2 separate regions of the Homo sapiens genome follow, and region 1 is linked to region 2. A link is an interaction called in ENCODE POLR2A ChIA-PET data of the cell type or tissue named here. Cell type or tissue: GM12878. All regions are shown on one strand. Links, peaks and the distances in the headings refer to the core of each region. The heading gives the core; the rest is flanking DNA.

The links. ChIA-PET counts read pairs that join two places held together with the same protein. Peaks named below come from ENCODE experiments on the same cell type or tissue, not always from the same donor. Only the 100,000 strongest peaks of a DNase experiment are listed, where the experiment ranks them.
Region 1: POLR2A ChIA-PET joins it to region 2 with 7 read pairs; 2 of 35 experiments call an interaction of 5 or more read pairs at or near these places.

What each region holds. Positions count from the first base shown.
Region 1 is chr7:143,352,050-143,357,421 of GRCh38, reverse strand. CLCN1 (chloride voltage-gated channel 1) reads right to left here. Exons shown (of 23, transcript NM_000083.3): 23 at 5,339-5,372. It overlaps FAM131B (family with sequence similarity 131 member B), which reads left to right. Exons shown (of 7, transcript NM_001031690.3): 6 at 1-142; 7 at 400-4,022. The coding sequence ends at 872. Among named protein-coding and RNA genes, the nearest start is that of FAM131B-AS1, 7.0 kb to the left of the region's middle. In GM12878, for the core only: no CTCF peak of the experiment used is centred there; no DNase peak of the experiment used is centred there; H3K27me3 peaks cover 256 bases.
Region 2 is chr7:143,484,472-143,489,843 of GRCh38, reverse strand. All of the region lies in intron 2 of EPHA1-AS1 (EPHA1 antisense RNA 1), which reads right to left. It also overlaps the pseudogene OR2R1P. Among named protein-coding and RNA genes, the nearest start is that of TAS2R41, 9.3 kb to the right of the region's middle. In GM12878, for the core only: no CTCF peak of the experiment used is centred there; a DNase peak (open chromatin) is centred at 2,071; H3K27me3 peaks cover 129 bases.

The sequences.
Region 1 (5,372 bases), core at 346-5,345, 130 kb after region 2:
GTCATGGAGCAGTTTGCTATCTCTGAGGCCACACTCATGGCCTGGTCTTCCATGGATGGTGAGGACATGAGTGTGAACTCCACCCAGGAGCCATTGGGCTGCAACTACAGTGACAACTACCAGGAACTGATGGACAGTCAGGGTGAGAGATGTTCCAGAATCCAAACTCTGGAGCCTATGAGGCCTCCCCAACTATCTCAGCTGCCTCCACTCAGCTCCGTTCTTTTAAGACTTCCTTGTCCATCTCAGCTTTCCCATTGTCCTCCCTACTCACTGTGCACTCTGTGTCTTACTGCCAGTTCTCTGTGCTGTCTCTTAGCTGTCTCTTGTGCTGTCTGTGCTGTCATTCCTGCCCTTGACATTCTGTGGCCCCACTGACCTCCATGATTCTTTTTCCAGATGCCCTGGCTCAAGCACCCATGGATGGATGGCCTCACTCTTACGTGTCCCAGGGTATGTACTGTCTGGGGTCGTCAGATGCCTGGGAAGCCAGCGATCAGTCCCTCATTGCCTCTCCGGCCACAGGATCCTATCTTGGGCCTGCATTTGATGACTCACAACCCAGCTTGCATGAAATGGGACCTTCCCAACCAGCTTCAGGATACTCTGCTCTGGAGCCTCCACCTTTGCTGGGGGGAGACACTGACTGGGCTCCGGGGGTAGGCGCAGTGGACCTGGCAAGGGGCCCTGCTGAGGAGGAGAAGAGGCCATTGGCACCTGAGGAGGAAGAGGATGCGGGATGCCGGGACCTGGAGTCACTTTCCCCACGAGAAGACCCTGAGATGTCTACCGCTCTCAGCCGGAAGGTGTCTGACGTCACATCCTCAGGTGTGCAGTCCTTTGATGAGGAGGAAGGCGAGGCCAACAACTAGTTTCCTCCCCCAATGCCCTGCCTTCCACTCCCACCTGAGGGCCATGGCTGTGACCCATACCCTCCCTCCCCCCAGCAGTACAGCTGAAACTGGGCAGACAACATTGGGGAACCCAGGAGCTTCCAGTCCTCTCCTGGAAATGGAGGACCAGGATGGGATTTTATCCAGGCTTACACTCTAGAAACCCACAGGCCTGGGAACTGAGACCTGGGCAACTAGATGGCCGTGAGCTTGGTGTGGCTGTGGAGAAGGACCTGGGCTGTGGGCTTCTGGGTCTGTGCCGACAAAGCCTCCAGTGTGTGCACCCTGAGGACGGGGGCAGCGCAGCTGTGCTCAAGACTGGATCTCAGTTCTTCACGCCCCGATTTCGTCTTCCAGGAGCTGTAACTCTGCTGTCTGAATGCCTCCTTTCTCCATTTCACTCTTGCTTTTCCCAACTCTGTTTTCTCTGGCTGTGGCCCCAGCTCATCCCTACTGAGAGAACAGACCTCAGGGGCTGTTGGACATGGCTGGACAGGCGCAGGGGAGGCTGCCTGAAGGGCACGTCCATGGGGAGGGTGGAGAGGCTGCCTCAGCAGGTCATTTGGCTTCTGAGATCAGGAGTCGAGGAGGAGGTGGATGTGGCAGCTGAGATCTACAGGGGGCACGGATGTGGTTCTTTCTATCAAGGCCTGCCCGGAGACAAGAGAGTCACTGAGGAGACTAAGAACAAACACAGCCCCTTGCTCTGGGATCTTTAATATCCCATGGCTAAAAGGAAGATCCTAAGGATCTGGGAAAAGACCCAGCCAGGGCTGGCTGCTCCAGCTCTTGCTTCCCTTTCAGCTTTCTTCCATCCCTGCTCCGGGAGCCTGAGGAGGGTGTGGGGACACCCATCTTGGATACACCAACGCAGGATGCAGGTGTCGCCAACAGCAGGGGGAGCATGAGGGCTGTCTCCCCTTATTCACCCCTGTCCTCTGAAGCTGTTTACACTTTTCTCTTTGCCTTTTCTACATTTTTATAACTTCTTGGGCACTCAGGGTTGAGTGGAGTGGAGGGAGGAGTCCGGTGCTGTCACTCCCTCAGCCAGGCAGGGTTGCAGCTGAGGGCCAGGGTGGGCACTCGGCACTTTCTGCCCCTTCTTCAGCTCCTCCCAGGACTCCCAAACAGCCTCACAGCTGTCCTCCCTGCCTCCCCAGGCCTCCTACCAGAGGAAGAGAGGAAAATCAGCGGATTCTTCCTTCCAGGATGGTGTATGGTGAGGCACAAGCTTGCCCTCCCACACTTGGCATCCATGCTGGTGGGGACTGAGCAGCATATGCGCCCCAGCACTACCGTGAGAGCACAGGCAGAGGATGGGCGGAGCAAAGCAGCGGTGCTGTGGGGTTGGAGAGCACTTGGCCCTGCCACTGCCCAGGTAGCCCCTCCCCAGCCCTTGGCACAGGCAGAGTTCGGGTAGGAGAGAGAGGCCTAAGAGGCTCACTGCCCTATCTCCTTCTTTCCTCACGCCCTTCCAAGGCTCCGGCTCCCAGGCCTGTGTCCTACCCACACTCTGTCAGGAGTCCTACCACTTGCATCCTCTGCTGGAAGGGAGCACTGTTGTCCTCTCCTGGCCCTGGGCACAAACTTTGCCCTCACCCCCAGGCCCCAGAACTTATTATTTTGGAGTGAGAAGGTTGAGAGTTGGGGTGTTTCTGTCCATCTATGGTCCTGTCCCGCCATCAAGTTCATACTCTCTTACTCACACTTCTGGGATGCAAGCAGGGCAGGGGGTTCTGTGTCTTCCATGGAAGGGGGACAATGGTTATCCTGAGGTTGGTTTTTGGAGGAAACATGGGCGTAGGCAAGGTGAACCAAGGCAGGTGCAGTCACCTAACCGAATGCTGCCTGTACAGGGGAAGAGTCCTCTTGTGCTTGCTAACGTGTGCTGACTCCATGTCCCAGGACCTCATTTCCAGGAGCTCTGAGAGGTGGTCTAGCATGCCCGCCCTGGCAGCTATTCCCCACCCGTCTCCTGCTGCAGGCTCTGGGGTTTTGCATGTTCATGTGACCTTCCTTCCATGGGGTCCCTGGTTCCTCACCTTCTCCAATGTGTGCTATTCCCACATCACCTCTTCCTGTCGTCTCATCCTCTCAGTGCCCATATCATACCCCCAGACCACGGTGGACAGCTCACCTAGTGAGTGCGTTCATTCATTACAGTTCGTTTTTGCTCAGGCCCGGGGGAGTTAGGAAAGGTAGACCACAGCAGCTTTCGTTCCTCCTTCCCTTTCCCAAGGAAGCCAAATGGTCCCTGACAAAAGATGACTAAAGATCTGAAGGACTCTAGCAGGGTTCATACATGAACCTGCTTTCCCCAGGGTGCTGGCATATTGCTGCAGATGGAAGTCAGGTGGGGGTCTGTCTTCTGCAAGGAGCTCCTACTCGCTCTGAAGAGGGAGACTGAGGAGCTGGCCTGGGACCATCTTAGGACTCTTCTGGTGCTGGGGGCAGGGTGCATGGGGGTTGCTTATCGTCTATTTCAGGGGGTGGGGAGGGGCATGTGCAGGAAGAGGCTGTTTCGGGGTGGGAAAGGGTTGCTTTTCCTTTGGGGTTAAGGCTGTGCAGCACGTTTTACAGCAGTCCTGGAACAGGGCTGTTTTTATATTCTTGTGAATGAAACTGCTCTTGCTAAATGATTTTCTTTTTTTGGAGGGGGGGTGCACTTTCATTTTCAATTGACTTTATTAAATGAAAATCCAAATCTTCCACTCCTCCCCCTCCATTGTCCCCTCCCCCACCACACACCTTCCTTCTTGTCCTTGTGTTGAAGAGGGTATCTTGGGGAATGAGTTTATTATCTTCTCCACGACCTCACCTATACATCCCACACACCATCCTCCAGGTCTGGGAAATATCCATTTTTCTGGCCAGTCTTAGCATGTTTTCTTAATGTCACATTCCCACGCCAGGCCCAAGAGAGATTCTATGACATATATTATAGAGAGAATTCTATATCAATATATATAAATATTAGAGATTATGTACACAAGGGCATGGGCTCAAATGCCCACTGCCAGTCCCCCACCCAGGCTTCAGCATCTCTCTTGGCCTGGGGAAGTGGGAGGGATGTGATGCTGGAGAAGGCTACAGGCTGTGTTCAATGACACTAAACAGAATGTGGTGGCATCCTCTGACTGTGAGTGTCTTATTTGGGGGATGGAGGAGACTGGGAACAGGGGAGGCAAAGGAGGAGAATGTCGGAGCGGGGGCACAATGGTAGAATTAAGAACGGCATACGGGATGGCAGGCTGGGGAGAAAAACCTTGGGTACGGAGCAAGGGTTTGGGGATGCTCACAGCACCTGGCCTCTCTTTGTAGAGAAAGCACGCTAATGGAGTGCATAGCCAGGCTTCCTGCTGCTGATTTGGGGAGGGTGAAGATGTGACTCTCCCAAGTGCGGGGCAGCACTCAAGAGCCCTGCCATCTTGACGCTCAGCTCCTAACTCTCCACCCCTAGGAGAGGCATCTGAAGAACCAGTCTAAGAGGGGGCTGGTGTCTGAGTGACCCAGTGACCTAGCTGCTCTGAGCCCTGATTCTTGGCAGGAGAGGCCCTGGCTAGAGCAGCTCCAGGGTAGAGCTGACCTTTGGCAGGACAAGTCAATAACAAGAGGGAGGATGTGTTTCCTAGGGAGTAACCTGGACACTGGAGGACAAGGAAGCTGTGCTGTGGAATAGAAAGTTTTCTGCCAGAGGGAGTCGGCGGACACCATGGGGGCGTGATTGTTGAGCAACAGGGCACTTGTGTCTTTTGCACAGAGCCTTTGGCGACCTTTTCTTCCAGGCCGCTGCCCCTGACAGTCTTTTTCTCTGCATCTCACTGCTTGAAGCAGGGGACAACGGAGGGGGAATGTGGGCGGCCTCTCACTGCGCTAGTCACGGCCTGGCCTGGAGACAGGCAGTGGGGTCAGAGGCAGATTGCAGGAGTGCACATGGGCCAGTGCGGGGCTCCAAGAGAAGTGGCTGTGGCTGGCCTCGACACAGGCAGTGGGCTCAGAGGCAGACTGCAGGAGCAGACGTGGGCCAGCGCAGGGCTCCAAGAGAAGCGGCTGTGGCTGGTCTGGAGGCACATTCTGGGGTAGTCAGTGCCCGAGGCCATAGGATGGTCCCATCCCCTCCTCCGACATGGCACTTGCAGGGCCACAGTCATTCTGGGCCTCCCCTCACCCCACCTCTTGTAGACACTGAGGCACAGATAGCACAGTGCTGGGACAAGAGTACTGGGGAATTGTTGGGTGGGGAGGGGGAGGCAGAGAGAGGCAGGGGATTCCCTTCCTGCACACCAGGAACACTCGGGAAGCCCCACGGAATATCAGGGGCCCTTCGCTAGGGTTAGGGCCACCTGCCTGGCTGGGAATGGGGAGAACAGTCAAAATAATTGACCAAGGCTCCTCCCTGCCTAAATGCTGATTCCTCCTTTAAGACTATCACATTAAAAAATTCCTGGAAGAGGCCACGACATTGGCATGACCTCGCCA
Region 2 (5,372 bases), core at 180-5,179:
AGTGGACCCTAGAAGAAGCAGGAAGAGCAGCTCAATCCAGAGTTAAGAAATGAGCTGAGAAATCCTAGGACATGCCTACAGTTCTCAAGTGTCTGATTACAATACTTTACCCACTGCTTCCCCACAGTGAAGAATCCTTCCTTTCTTTCATATCTTCCACATTCCTTCCCTCCTTTTCCATTTTCCTATTGTCTTTCCTTAGTTTTTCTTTGCTTCTTTCATCCTTTCTTCTCTATCATTCCTTCTACATTGATAGATTACCTCCTACACAACTGTAACTGTGATCGGTCCTCGACGTGAAAGGATGGCCAAAACAGGGACTTTGTCCTTCAGAACCTCTCAGAATTTGGTTTAGTGTCAGAAACCAAATGTCCTTTTCTCCAAGACCTTTGCATTCCCTCCTAACCACCTAGATTGAAGAAGTGAGGTTCAATGTCCCAACTGGGAAGGGACAACATAACCTGGGTGAGTGAGTTCATCCTAATGGGTCTCTCCAGTGACAGGCAGACCCAGGCTGGACTCTTTATCTTATTTGGGGCTGCCTACCTGCTGACCCTGCTGGGCAATGGGCTCATCCTGCTCCTGATCTGGCTGGACGTGAGACTCCACCTGCCCATGTATTTCTTCCTCTGCAACCTCTCACTTGTGGACATCTGCTACACCTCCAGCAGGGTCCCTCAGATGCTGGTGCACTGCACCAGCAAAGAAAGACCATCTCCTTTGCCCGATGTGGGACCCAGCTCTTTTTCTCCCTGGCCCTCGGAGGGACCGAGTTTTTGTTGCTGGCCGCAATGGCCTATGACCGCTACGTGGCTGTTTGCGACCCCCTGTGTTACATAGCAGTGATGAGCCCAAGGCTCTGCATGGCACTGGCAGCTGTCTCTTGGCTAGTGGGCCTGGCTAATTCTGCTATGGAGACGGCACTGACCATGCACCTGCCCACCTGTGGGCACAACGTGCTGAACCATGTGGCCTGTGAGACACTGGCACTGGTCAGGTCGGCCTGCGTGGACATCACCTTCAATCAGGTGGTCATAGTGGCCTCCAGTGTGGTGGTGCTGCTGGTGCCCTGCTGCCTGGTCTCGCTGTCCTACACCCTCATTGTAGTTGCCGTCCTGCAGATCCACTCCACCCAGGGGCACCGCAAGGCCTTTGGGACCTGTGCCTCCCACCTCACTGTGGTCTCCATATCCTATGGGATGGCCCTCTTTACCTACATGCAGCCTCGCTCCATGGCCTCAGCTGAGCAGGAAAAGGTGATGGTACTCTCTTATGCTGTGGTGACCCCCATGTTGAATCCTTTCATCTACAGTCTGCGGAACAAGGATGTGAAGGCAGCTCTGAGTCGAGCTCTGATGAGGAGCTCTGAATTAAAACATTAGAGAGTGGTTTGAGTAACAAGAAGGCCTCACTCTGAAAACAGTGGGCATTGGACTGTGCTCTCCAGTATAACGTGTGTACGCATGTGTGTGTATGTGTGTGCATCTGTGTGTGTGTGCATGTGTATGTGTGTGTGTAAGGGAACAGGTGGGAGGACCACAATTTGTACTACTCTCTTTTGAGGTAATAGAAAAATGGATTTTATCCGGACTTTATCTTTGGCCCATGCCTTATTCCCAATGTGAATTACAACAACTTAAAAATACATGCACCCTACAGAAAGTGAAATGAAATATATTCATTTTCTTAAATGAAAGAAAGGGGGAGGGAGGAGAAAAGATATACCAGTGTATATGAATTAGGAAGAAAGATTAAATTAGAAGTCAGGGCAGTGCACAAAATGTATTCCAAGAAAGTCTATTTCTTGGTAAAAATATTTAAATATATGTTTCTGTAGTAAGTGAGAAAAGGAGGGAAAAAAGCTTTAAGTTACAAAATTCGCTGTGCCCATAGGATCAAACAGGCCTTAGGTAAGAGGTGCAAAGGCCACCCTAGTAACTCACACATGGTCCAGCCCAGCTCACTAGGGTGGGGGATTCACCCATGGGTTTGGAGCCAAAGTCACAGTAATGATCTCTCAGCTCTGATGAGTGTGACTGGGCTGTGTGCCAGTCACATGAGCGTCCCTCTGCTTGTTTCCCTTTCAAATTTGCAGTGGTGGCAAATTGCTGGCCAGAAAGTCAGATATGCGGGACCTCAAACAAACATCTTGTATGCAATCAGGTCTAAGAATATCCTCTTGTGAACATTGAGGGCTGTGCTCAGAGCTCATCCTGACTGGGAGACCATGCTATGCACGATTAGAGTGAGCCATGGGATTCAGCAAAGAAAGAATCCGGCTTCCTCATTGGGGATAGTTTTGTTCCACTCTTTTAATACACAAATTTTTGAGCTCTAAAATCCTAGATCATAAAGCAAAGCCATGATGATTTTATTCTGAAAAATGTTTAAAATAATCTTTTAAAAATCAGACTAAAACATCTCCTTAACTAAATATTATGAATCTCTGGTTTGTCTTGACCACAAAAGAAAACAAACAAACCAAAACAAGCAAAGAAACAACAACAACGAAAAAACATAAACTGAAAACAGTTCAAACTTTTACTCAATCTGTTGCAACAAAGCTAAAGGGCTGAAAAACAGGAAATGAAGAGCACCCTTTAAAACTGCTATTAAAACTTTTTAATTGAGGTAAGGCTCACATATCACATGATTCACAGTTTTTGCCATTTTAAAGCAGATAATTCATTGACATCTAGTCAATGAATCCACAGTGTTGTGCAACCTCATCTCTATCTGCCCCAAAACACGTTCAACACCCCAAAAGGATACCCCACACTCAGTAAGCAGTCCTGACCACCACTAACCTGGTTTCTGTCTCTATGGATTTGCCAGTTTGGGACATTTCATATAAAGGGAATCATGCAGTATGTGGCCTTTTGTGTCTAACTTCTCACTTAGCATAATGTTTTTAAGGTCTTTCCATATTGTAGTATGTAGTAGTGCTTCGCTTCTTTTTATAGTTGAATAATATTCCATTGTGTGGATATAACACATTTGTTTATTCGATCATCAGATAGCGGACATTTGAATTGTTTCTACCTTTTTGCTATTGTGAATAGTGCTACTATGAACATTCATGTACAAATTTTTGTTTGAATACCTGTTTTCAATTCTTTTGAATATTTACCCAGGAGTGGAAGCACTGGGTCATATGATAATTGTAAGTTCAACTTTTTTAAGAAACTGCCAAACTGTTCTCCACCACAGCTGAACCATTTTACATTCCCACCAGCGAAGAACCAGCAATGAACAAGGATTCCAATTTCTTCACAGCCTCACCAATACTTACTATTTCAGTTCTGTTGATTGTGGCTGGTCTTTCTCATGCTATTCTCATGGTAGTTAATAAGTCTCACAAGATCTGATGGGTTTATCAGGGGTTTCTGCTTTTACTTCTTCCTCATTTTTTGCTGCTGCCATGTAAGAAGTGCCTTTCGCCTCCTGCCATGATTCTGAGGCTTCCCCAGCCATGTGGAACTGTAGGTCCAATTAAACCTCTTTTTCTTCCCAGTCTCGGGTATGTCTTTATCAGCAGCATGAAAATGAACTAATACACCCCAAAAAGTCAATTTCACTATACGTTAATTTAAAGGGCACTTACCAATCAATAGGAAAATGGAGAACATGCAAACAGAAAAATGGAGAAGTAAAATAAATACAAAGGTAGAACTTGTTCTATAACATTTAGCATATGAAAAAATATTTAGTCTCAGCAACAAAGAAATACAAACTAAAATAATAAACTATATTAAGCTATTTAATTCACAAAGAAAATATTGACAGTGGATACTTTAATTATACTTATCAAAAGCCTTAGACTAGCTTGAACACCATAGCGCCATAGCAAGACCCTGTCTCTAAAAATAAAAATTTTTAAAATTAGCCTGCTGGGTGGCTATGGTGGATGGATTATGAGGTCAAGAGATCGAGACCATCCTGGCCAACATGGTGAAACCCTGTCTTTACTAAAAATACAAAAATTAGCTGGGTGTGGTGGCACATGCCTGTGGTCCCAGCTCCTCAAGAGGCTGAGGCATGAGAATGACTTGAACCCAGGAGGCAGAGATTGCAGTGACCTGAGATTGCGCCATTGCACTCCAGCCTGACGACAGAGCGAGACTTAGTTAAAAAAAAAAAATTAGCCGGGTGTGGTAGTGCACTTGCAGTCCCAGCTACTCAGGAGACTGAGAAGGGGGACTGCCTGACTCGGGAGTTCAAACTACAGTCAGCTGCGGTCATGCCACTGAGCTTGAGCCAGGGCTGCATAGCTAGACCCTGACTCAAAAATAATCTTAAAAAAAATTCATGCTCTGACTTTTAGTTAAAATGGCATCTGATCCCCCAGAAAGATCTTAACTCTAATACAACCTATGTGATAACACCAAGAAAGATAAACACTTGTAAAAATGTTTAAAATATAATCATCCAGTGAATTACTATATCCTGAGAGGACTTTTTCCTAATATCCAAATAATTCACAGAAACCCAAGGATATTACTAATCAAAGAACATAACACTTGTCCTTCTGCTTTGGACTTCTGCTTTTTGAGGCAGCTGAGACATTGCTCTGCAGACTGTATCCCATAAACAACTGGAGAAAGCAATTCTCAAGAGACTAAAAGAGCAGTCAAGAATAAGAGAAGAGGGGTGATACTATAACATGGTGCTTTTAATTATTCTGAGAAAGACCATACTACCAGAAGGTAGAAGAGGCAAGAGTTGGTCTTGGGTATTTCTTTTACTTTTTTTTTTTTTTTTTTTTGAGACAGACTCTCACTCTGTCACCCAGGCTAGAGTGCAGTGGCTAGATCTCAGCTCACTGCAAGCTCCGCCTCCCGAGTTCACGCCATTCTCCTGCCTCAGCCTCCTGAGTAGCTGGGACTACAGGCGCCCGCCACTGCACCCGGCTAATTTTTTGTATTTTTAGTAGAGACAGGGTTTCACCGTGTTGGCCAGGATGGTCTCGATCTCCTGACCTCGTGATCCACCCACCTCAGCCTCCCAAAGCGCTGGGATTACAGGCATGAGCTACCGCGCCCGGCTAAACAGGACGTTCTTATTGCTGAAATCTTTTTTAAAAAATCAGTAAGATGGTTGAAAGATAAAGTAAAAGAACTCTCTAAGAATATAGAATAATCGATTTTGAAAAATAATACAGGCCTTCTACTCCCAGACGTGAAGAAGTAACAGGACAGAATTACCCAGCTACCACAAGCAACTAGAAGACTGGAAAACAGTTTAAAAACATTGTTTTCAGATATGAAAAAAACAGCACAAAACTGTGATTACTGTGAGAAGGAAAAATAATGAGGTGATTCTTACAATCACCCAGATTTTCTGCCAGGAGGCAATATCCAGATTGTAGCACA